2 separate regions of the Homo sapiens genome follow, and region 1 is linked to region 2. A link is an interaction called in ENCODE POLR2A ChIA-PET data of the cell type or tissue named here. Cell type or tissue: MCF 10A. All regions are shown on one strand. Each heading gives the region's core, and the rest is flanking DNA. Links, peaks and the distances in the headings are about the cores only.

Evidence for each region. ChIA-PET counts read pairs that join two places held together with the same protein. Peaks named below come from ENCODE experiments on the same cell type or tissue, not always from the same donor. Only the 100,000 strongest peaks of a DNase experiment are listed, where the experiment ranks them.
Region 1: POLR2A ChIA-PET joins it to region 2 with 5 read pairs; 2 of 35 experiments call an interaction of 5 or more read pairs at or near these places.

What each region holds. Positions count from the first base shown.
Region 1 is chrX:107,022,693-107,028,072 of GRCh38, reverse strand. No RefSeq gene overlaps it. Among named protein-coding and RNA genes, the nearest start is that of MORC4, 25 kb to the right of the region's middle. In MCF 10A, for the core only: CTCF peaks have their summits at 2,145 and 2,349 (motif pointing left); no DNase peak of the experiment used is centred there.
Region 2 is chrX:107,708,998-107,714,377 of GRCh38, reverse strand. It overlaps TSC22D3 (TSC22 domain family member 3), which reads left to right. Exons shown (of 3, transcript NM_198057.3): 3 at 1-1,157. Among named protein-coding and RNA genes, the nearest start is that of TSC22D3, 64 kb to the left of the region's middle. In MCF 10A, for the core only: no CTCF peak of the experiment used is centred there; DNase peaks (open chromatin) are centred at 1,477 and 3,177.

The DNA.
Region 1 (5,380 bases), core at 218-5,217, 690 kb after region 2:
TGAATAGAAGATCACACCAACCACAACATTCCCTTAAGCCAAAGCCTAATCCAGAGCAATGCCCTAACTCTCTTTAATTCTATGAAGTCTGAGAAAGGTAGAAAGCATCGGAGGAAATGTTTGAAACTAGCAGAGGTTCATTTATAAGGTTTAAGAAACAAGGCTTTCTCTATAACATAAAAGTGTAAGGTGAGGTAGCAAGTGCTGATGTAGAAACTGCAGCAAGTTTTCCAGAAGAGCTTGCTAAAATCATTGATGAAAGTGACTAAACAACATATTTTCAATGTAGCAGGAAAAAAGCCTTCTATTGGAAGAAAATGCCATCTAGCATTTTCATAGCTAGAGAGAATTCAATGCCTGGCTTCAAAGCTTCAAAAGACAGACTGACTCTTTTCTTAGGGGCCAGTGCAGCTGGTGACTTTAAGTTGATACCAATGCTCATTTACCATTCTAAAAATCCTAGGGCCCCAAGAATTATGTTAAATCTCTGCTTGTGCTCTATAAATGGAACAACAAAGCCTAGATGACAGCACATCTGTTTATAGCATGGTTTACTGAATATTTTAAACCTACTATTGAGACCTATTGCTCAGAAAAAAGATTCCTTTAAAAATATGACTGCTCATTGACAGTGCACCTGGTCACCTAAGAGCTCTGATGGAGATGTACAAGGAAATCAATGTTGTTTTCATGCCTGCTAACACAGCATCCATTCTGCAGGAGTAATTTTGACTTTCAATTTCTGTTTTTTTAAGAAATACATTTCATAAGGATATAGCTGCCATAGACAGTGATTCCTCTGATAGATCTGGGCAAAGTTGAAAATTGAAAACCTTCTGGAAGTTGAAAACCTGGAAAGGATTCACCATTCTAGATGCCATTAAGAACATTTGTGATTTATGGAACAAGGTCAAAATATCAATATTAACAGGAGTTTGGAAGAAGTCGATTCCAGCCCTCATGGACAACTTTGAGAAGTTCATGACTTCATTGGAGGAAATAACTGCTGATATGGTGGAAATAGCAAGAGAACTAGAATTAGAAGTGGAACCTGAAGATGTGACTGAATAGCTTCAATCTTATGGTAAAATTTGAATAAACAAAGGGTTGTTTCTTATGGATGAGCAAAGAAAATAGTTCCTTGAAATGGAATTTACTTCTGATGAAGATGCTGTGAACATTGTTGAAAAGAAAACAATGGATTTAGAATATTACATAAACTTATTTGATAAAGCAGTGGCAGGGTTTGAAAGGACTGACTCCAATTTTGAAAGTTTTACTGTAGGTAAAATGATATCAAATGGCATTGTGTGCTACAGAGACATCTCTCCTGATAGGAAGAGTCGATCAATGTGGCAAACTCATTTCTTATCTTATGTTAAGAAATTGCCACAGCCATCCCAGCCTTCAGCAACTACCACTTTGATCAGTCAGCAGCCATCAACATTGAGGTAAGACCCTCCACCAGCAAAAAGATAATGACTAGCTGAAGGCTCAGATGATTGTTAGCATTTTTTAGCAATAAAGTTTTTTTTTTTTTTTGAGATGGAGTTTCACTCTTGCTGCCCAGGCTGGAGTGCGATGGCACAGTCTTGGCTCACTGCAACCTCTACCTCACGGGTTCAAGCAATTCTCCTGCTTCAGGCTCCCAAGTAGCTGGGATTACAGGCGCCCACCACCATGCCCTAATTTTTGTATTTTTAGTGGAGATGGGGTTTCACCATGTTGGCTAGGCTGGTCTTGAACTCCTGACCTCAGGTGATCTGCCCGCCTCGTCCTGTCAAAGTGCTGGGATTACAGGTGTGAGCCAGCACACCCGGCCCAATAAAGTGTTTTTAATTCAGATATGTACATTGGTTTTTTTTAGACATAATGGTATTGCACACTGAATACACTACAGTATAGTGTAAGCATAACTTTTATATGCACTAGGAAACCAAAAAATTTTTGTCACTTACTTTATTGCAACATTCACTTTACTGTGGTGCTCTGGCACTGAACCCACAATATCTGCAAGGTATGTCTGTATTTGCGACTGCAACCCCACCCAACACACACACCATTTTAAGGAAGGATCAATTAAATCAAAAGACTACGAATATTTTACTATGGCTAAAGTATAATGGGAACTCTTGTGTTGGCTGCAGCTAGTGTAATGAGCTCCCTGTCTACCCTCCACTCTCCACATACTAATATCCATTTGTTACCATTGATAAACTATGAGAAGTGTTTGTTTGTTTGTTTGTTTATTCTGGGGAGAGGAACCAAAAGAGATGAAGAAAGAGAACAGAGGTGATAATATAGGATGTGTTCCCAGCCCTGTGTACTGAGTGACCCCTTGTGGTTAGAGAAGGATGAACAAACCAGAAATGGCAGGGAACATTCAAGAAAGGCTCTGAAATTCTGGGCGTAAGTGGGTTAGCTTTAGATCTAAGTCAACACAGTGTAATACAGAATAGGAAAAGCCCTTTTTGCCTATTCTTGGGACTCAGTACTGATTTGATACCCTAAAGAGCGAGCATTTTTGAAGCATGCAGAGACAGTTTACTTGACACTATAGGTGGTATCAGTGGTCATGCTTTTCTGAGTAGCTCGTCAGGCAGCAGTTGTAGACAAATGGGATTCAGAAAAGGAGAAAAGAACAGGGTGACTGCTCAGTGATAACTACAGTGGATAAATTAGTTTATATCACATGAGAGACATCTCTTTGCTGCAGTCTCCCAGTGGACATTTGTATTACATACATATACACAGGCACACATATTCATGGAAAACTGTATTGACGGCATGAGTATGTATATAGAAAGACAAAATAATCTACAGATAAAAACTATAATAAGTGAATTTGGCCATTTTACTAAATAGAAAGTCATTATGTAAAAGATCAATTTTATTTCAATAGACTAGCAACAAGTAATTGTAAATGAAAAAATTTTAAAAATACTATTTAGAATAACATAAAATACCTAGGAATTAGATTAACAAGACCTCTACACAAGAACCTACAAAATATTAGTGAGAGAAATTGAAGCAGATGTAAATAAATGGAGGAATTTACTAAGTTCTTGAAGAACTCAATATTGCAAAGATGTGAGTTCTGCCCAAATTGATTTATAAACATAATATAGTCCAATTAAAATCTCAGCACATTCTTTCTTCAGGGAGTGGAAATTGACACGCTCACTCTAAAATTTAGAAAGTGATGCAAAGAGCCAAGAATAGCCAAGACAATCCTAAAGTAGAAGAACAAAGGGAAGATTAACACAGATAGCAATACTTATAAAACTACATTAATAAAGACTGTGGCCTTTTCAAAAGGACAGACAAATAGACTAATAGAACAGAACACAGTCCAGAAATAGGTCCACACACATATGACATTTGATTTGTGACAAAGATAACACTGCAGAGCAGTGGGAAAAGGAATTCTTTTAAATTAATTGTTCTAGGTCTATAGAAGGAATGAAGGAAGAAATGAATCTCAGCCACAACCTCACACCTATACAAAAATGATTTCAAGGTGGATTGTAGATCTAAATGTGAGAGGCAAAACAGTAAAGCTTCTAGAGCATAACATAATAAAGCATATTTATGATTTTTGGAATAACAAATATTTTTAAATGGGAGGCAAAAATAACACTAACCATTAAAGGGAAATATTAAATTGGAATATATTAAAATTAAGAACTTCTGATCATCAAATTGTACCATTAAGAGAGTGAAAAGGCTGGCCAGGCGCAGTGGCTCACGTCTGTAATCCCAGCAGCACTTTGGGAGGCCAAGGCAGGCGGATCACTTGAGGCCAGAAGTTTGAGACCAGCCTGGCCAACATGGCGAAACCTTGTCTCTACTAAAAATACAAAATTAGCTGGACCTGGTGACGCATGCCTGTAATCCCAGCAACTCGGGAGGCTGAGGCAGGAGTATCACTTGAACCCAGGAGGTGAAGGTTGCAGTGGCCCAAGATTGTACCACTGCACTCCAGCCTGGGCGACAGGGCAAGACTTTGTCTCAACAAAAACAAAACAAAACAACAACAACAACAAAAAGAGTGAAAAAGCAAGCCACAGAGTAGGAAATGTTTGAAAAATATATTGCTGACAAAGTACTCATATACTATACAAAATAAAGAACTACAAATCAGTAAGAAAAAGACAGAAGCCAGGCGTGGTGGCTCACGCTTGTAATCCTAGCATTTTGGGAGGCCAAGGCAGGCAGATCACCTGATGTCAGGAGTTCGAGGCCAGCCTGACCAATTTGGTGAAACCCTGTCTCTACCAAAAATACAAAAATTAGCCAGGCATCGTGGCAGGCGCCTATAGTCCCAGCTACTCAGGAGGCTGAGACAGGAGAATTGCTTGAACCCGAGCAGCGGAGGTTGCCATGAGCTGAGATCTCGCCATTGCACTCCAGCCTGGATGACAGAGCGTGACAGAGCGAGACTTCGTCTCAAAAAAAAAAAAAAAAAGGGCAAAAGACTTGAAGAGGCACTTAATAAAAAAAGATATACAAATGGCCAAAAAACATATTAAAAACTGGGCCATGTCATTAATCATCAGTATGTTCAAATTAAAGCCACAATGATAAACCACTACACATCCATGTGGACATTAAACTAACACTAGCAAATTATGAGGATATGGAGCAAAAGGAACTCTCATATATTCTTGGTAAAAATTTAAATTGATACAATCACTTTGGAAAAACTTTTGGCAGTCTCTACTAAAACTGAACATATGAATATTCTAAATGTATATAAAAGGCTTATCACTACAGTAACATTTCAATAAAATGATGTGTAAGATATATGAGAATAATCTTTTTTGGATAAAGTACTTTGAAAAGCCAGTAGGGTGAGGGAAAAATTATCATGAGGCATGGCGTCTAAGATTGTTGCTTCCTTGCTGATCACTAGGCTTTCTTTTGCTAAATGGGGTGCCAAGATAAAGGTAAAAGTTGAGTATCTCTGGATAATTGGGATAATCTTGAGAAACAGTTTGCATGAAGAAGAAGAAGGATTGCTAATGGATGAGAAGAATATTAAAAAACAAGGGTGTTTGACAACTATCAAATTTCATAAAGATGCATAATACAAACTCTTTCCCTGGATTACATTCATTTAGGGGATGCCCTGGTGGACCTGTAGCAAGAACAAGGGCTGCCCATGGGGAACCTGTCACATATTGGTGGCTATTGTTATTATGCTGAACACATTTTAGCCAGTATTACAACCCAGTTACTATCAAAAGAAATGAACATATAGCTTGAAAGTGGTCCTTCCCCTTGGAGGCTCTAGCCTTTAAGTTGTCCTGGGAAGATACCACAGTATCTGCCCTTCCAACTCCCAGCTGGTGGACCTAAAAGCAATTTTTGAGGATCA
Region 2 (5,380 bases), core at 170-5,169:
ATGGCCACCTGGGTCCACTCCAGCGACAGACCCCTGACAAGAGCAGGTCTCTGGAGGCTGAGTTGCATGGGGCCTAGTAACACCAAGCCAGTGAGCCTCTAATGCTACTGCGCCCTGGGGGCTCCCAGGGCCTGGGCAACTTAGCTGCAACTGGCAAAGGAGAAGGGTAGTTTGAGGTGTGACACCAGTTTGCTCCAGAAAGTTTAAGGGGTCTGTTTCTCATCTCCATGGACATCTTCAACAGCTTCACCTGACAACGACTGTTCCTATGAAGAAGCCACTTGTGTTTTAAGCAGAGGCAACCTCTCTCTTCTCCTCTGTTTCGTGAAGGCAGGGGACACAGATGGGAGAGATTGAGCCAAGTCAGCCTTCTGTTGGTTAATATGGTATAATGCATGGCTTTGTGCACAGCCCAGTGTGGGATTACAGCTTTGGGATGACCGCTTACAAAGTTCTGTTTGGTTAGTATTGGCATAGTTTTTCTATATAGCCATAAATGCGTATATATACCCATAGGGCTAGATCTGTATCTTAGTGTAGCGATGTATACATATACACATCCACCTACATGTTGAAGGGCCTAACCAGCCTTGGGAGTATTGACTGGTCCCTTACCTCTTATGGCTAAGTCTTTGACTGTGTTCATTTACCAAGTTGACCCAGTTTGTCTTTTAGGTTAAGTAAGACTCGAGAGTAAAGGCAAGGAGGGGGGCCAGCCTCTGAATGCGGCCACGGATGCCTTGCTGCTGCAACCCTTTCCCCAGCTGTCCACTGAAACGTGAAGTCCTGTTTTGAATGCCAAACCCACCATTCACTGGTGCTGACTACATAGAATGGGGTTGAGAGAAGATCAGTTTGGGCTTCACAGTGTCATTTGAAAACGTTTTTTGTTTTGTTTTGTAATTATTGTGGAAAACTTTCAAGTGAACAGAAGGATGGTGTCCTACTGTGGATGAGGGATGAACAAGGGGATGGCTTTGATCCAATGGAGCCTGGGAGGTGTGCCCAGAAAGCTTGTCTGTAGCGGGTTTTGTGAGAGTGAACACTTTCCACTTTTTGACACCTTATCCTGATGTATGGTTCCAGGATTTGGATTTTGATTTTCCAAATGTAGCTTGAAATTTCAATAAACTTTGCTCTGTTTTTCTAAAAATAAACTTGGTGTCTGACTGAGTATAAATGGACTGGGTGGGAGAGGCCCCTCACCCAGTAGGGGCTGTTTTGCTGACCCCCTGAATATCCCTTGAGCACCCTGTCAGTGCCAGGCCTATGCTGCAGCCGTGATCTCGTGTCATCTGCACAATACTCATATGAAGGACATGCTGTTTGCCCTCACTGTCTGGATAAAGAAACTGAGACTCAGCGAGTTTAAGTGACTTGCCCAAAGTCACATGGCTATTACGGGAATTAGGACTCAAGCCCAGATCCTTCCTCCCTCTCCTGCTCCGCTTTCATATGAGAGCTTCGGAGTGAGTGGCAAGGTGACTCATAACACACAACTGTAGCTTGAGGGGGTGATTTGGGAGGAAAGATACCCCGAGGAAGGCCCAAAAGAAACAGGCAGGGTATACATAGGAGGGAGCGAGAAGAGCGGAACCAAATCAACAGGCGTGGGCCTCTTCTGTCTTCTGAAAACATCACTGGGCTCACTTAATGCATTCTCCTTAATACCAATCCACATGTGACACTTGACTTGGCAAAGGAGCTAAGAAGGCTCTAGTAAGAGAAGGAGGGAGAATGTATGAGGTAGCAAAACCACCCCCCTTTCCTTTGCTCTTCCCCTTACTTCCAGCCAAGGAAAGATATCCTCAGTCCCTGCTGAAAGTTCTCAGGGACACTGCTGAAAGTTCTCTCACCAAACCCACCAACCACGTGGGTAGGGCCAAGTCTAAGGCTCCTGGCTCCAGATTCCTTCCTCCACCTCTCTTTGGGGTTCATTATCACCCATCACCCTTTCCCAGCTCCATGTCCCCAGCATCCAGAGACCTAGCATTTCTCTGATTGGTTGTTGATGAGTGCTTAGTGTCTCCTTTACCACGCCCTAACCTGAACTTCCTCTGGACCCTGAGCTGTGTTCTAAGCCCACTATGTTCCCAAGGGAAACGATCACCTCTCTTCAAGTGACTCCATTCCATCTCAGCTTCTGGTAGCATATATACCTATCCTTTTCCCACTTGAAATTGGGGAAACAGAACTCCTTGATTTTCCTGAGCCACAAACCTCAGGGTGACCAAGATATCTTGCCCCCCGCCCCTTACATCAACCACTGCCTAAATGTAATCAAAATGACATGCTTCTTCCTCTGTAAAGGTCATACATGTTGACATTTTGGGTTTTTTTTTTTGGTTTTTTTTTTTGAGACAGGGTCTCACTCTTGTTGCCCAGGCTGGAATGCAGTGGGGCCATCAAAGCTCACTGCAGTCTCAACTCCCTGGGCTCAGATGATCCTCACCTCAGCCTCCTGAGTAGCTGGGGCTACAGGTGTGCACCACCACTCCTGAATATATATATTTTTTTGTATTTTTAGTAGAGATGGAGGTTTCGCCATGTTGCCCAGGCTGGTCTCGAGCTCCTGGACTCAAGCAACCTGCCTCCTTGGCCCTCCAGAGTGCAGGGATTATAGGCATGCGCCACTGCACCCAGCTGACCTGTTCTTTTCTAATCACCAAAACCCTTCAGAACATTGCAAACTCCTGCTTGCTGGCCTCTCAAATCCCAATTTCCCCACCTGCTCCCAACCTTGCTATTCATAATGCCAGGTTCATTGTCTATACCTGCCAACTGGTTCATGGCATGCAGATTCCACAGCTGCTGGTACAGATACAAACTTCAAACGAGTGCATTCAAAGCCCCCTGGCAGCCATTCCTCACCCTGACCAGCTCTCCCAGTCCCCACTTACTCCCAAATCCCCACCTTTCAAAATTAGCTCAGAGACTTTGTGGCTATTTGGTTCATCTTCTGTAGACTTCCCATGCCAGACTTGCAGCTGAATGAGAAAAAGCAGATGAAAAAAGGAAACCTAGAAAATAGCCCAACAACGCCCCAAACCTCTCTGGTCATCAAGCCTTTCTCTACAAGAAAGGGGAAAAAACTGGCCCCACAGTCACATAGTGGTAAAGAGAGAACAACTTTGTTTCCTAGGCAACGCTGACTAAACAGAGACAAACACTGCAACTTCTGAGGCCACAGCAGTTACTAGGCTAGATAAGAGGAAGTTTGTAGATGTTTCTTAGTCACATACAGGAGCTGCTTTCTGTTGTTGTTTCTCCACAGAAAAGTGACTAAGGGTGGAGGAAGGCAAAAGAACACGTTGCTCCTGGAAAGACTTCCATGGGTTTTAGGCTTCTGGGCTCAGCTGGTCCAGCTGGACCCAGAACGAGGAAAATAATAATGAGGCTTGAAGGAGTATGCATCCCCTGCCTGCTTTTGCCACCTCTGCATGTGCCCTCCCATCTATTCTCTCATCTCATCCTCATGGAGGCTTCCCAGCATAGCAGCAAGGATCACAAGAGCACTGCTCCCTGGCCCCGCTTCCGAGTACAAAACATTCTGTTTCCTGCCCTTAGAAAAAGAGGCAGTTATGATTTACCTCCATTTGACAGACGAGAAAACTGAGAGCCAGAGAACTTAGTGCTACTCCCATGGCTCCCACATGTCCCATGGGGCAGTGGTTCCCAACCTTAGTGACAATAAGGGCCCTTTTTTTATGTCAAAAATATTCTCAAACCTCCCCCAACTCTATAGTACTTGAACTTTTGGTATTCATTGAGAGAGAAAGAGAGACTCGGGTGGGCGGGGCCGGGGGGGGGGCGGCAGGACACATAATTACAAACACTGGCTGTGAATTCAGTGGGCCTTAAAGGAATTAATTATATTCACTACAAAATCAAAGACATGGATTTGAAAGCTAAAACAACAATGCATATATTAATTAGCTAGATTGAGCCATTCCACAATGTGTATATATTTCAAAACATCACAAATGCATACAATTTTAGTTGTGTCTGTCAATTTAAAGAAAAAGTAGACTAGAACAGAAATGTGGGTGATGGGTTATTTCCAGACAAGGACTGCTTGGGACACAAAGTGTGAGGCTTTCAAGCTGGGGATGGCCACAGAGGAGGGTGTTCCAGGAGGGCTCCGACAAGGAAGCCAGGGGCAGGGCCTCTGGGACCTGGAGTATCAGCAGAAGGACTCCAGAAAGACCATAGGAAAAAAGGTGCATGATCCACTGTCCTTTAAGGTATTGTGAAGTTGGCTGGGTGCAGTGGCTCACGCCTGCAATCCCAGCACTTTGGGAGGCCAAGGCGGGCAGATCACCTGAGGTCAGGAGTTCGAGACCAGCCTGGCCAACATGGTGAAACCCTATCTCTACTAAAAATACAAAATTAGCTGAGTGTGGTGGCGCATGCCTGTAATCCCAGCTACTCGGGAGGCTGAGGCAGGAGAATTGCTTGAACCCAGGAGGCGGAGGTTGCAGTGAGTCAAGATCACACCATTGCACTCCAACCTGGGCAACAAGAGCGAAACTCCGTCTTAAAAAAAAAAATGATAAAATTATTGCAAAGTTGCCCTCACATCATCCACATCATCAATCCTATTTATGCTGGAAAATCTTGCTTTCAACTCTCAGCACCTCTCCTCCTAGTTGGTTAGAAATTAATGGACATAATTACAGCTTTGTAGACGGCCCAGTTCCTCAGGTTATCTCATGTACAGGAGCTTGTTGAAACCCAAACACTTAATACTTAACCGCCTCCACAAGATCAGGCAAGGTTTAACAGAGAACTCGATCAGTTAGGTATTCCAAGCAGACATGGTTTCCAGAGATGAGCTGGCTGAAAGAGGAGGTGATCATACTAATTACTAATAATAGCTAACACTTACATGGCACTTACTTTACGCTAGAAACCGTCATAAGACTTTTTACATCTGTTGACTCTTAATCCTGTCCACAGACATATGAGGTATGCCCTATTGAGATCACCATTCTACACATGAGAACATGAAAACACTACGGCACAGAGAGGTTAAGCAACTTGCCCAAAGTCATACAGCTGGTGAATGGCAAAGCCCACATTGGGGGGAGGCAAGATTAATGCACTGAGAAGCAGGATAGAGAATCTGAACAGTTTTCATAATTCCTCCAACGTAACCAGAAGTGTTCCAGGGCTCATGGTGGGAAGGGGGAAATAGAAGAAAGACCACCCCAAACTAGCAGAGGGACTAACACAAGGAAAATAAATGACTAATGAGCACGGGAGGGGTGGCAGTGAACAGAGAAGAAGGTAAGCGGGAGGGTGGGAGGCTCACTTGGCTGGCTCCCAGCCAAGTGACTTTAGATAGAATCTAAGAGGTCTCAGGGAGCCATGGTAGGCT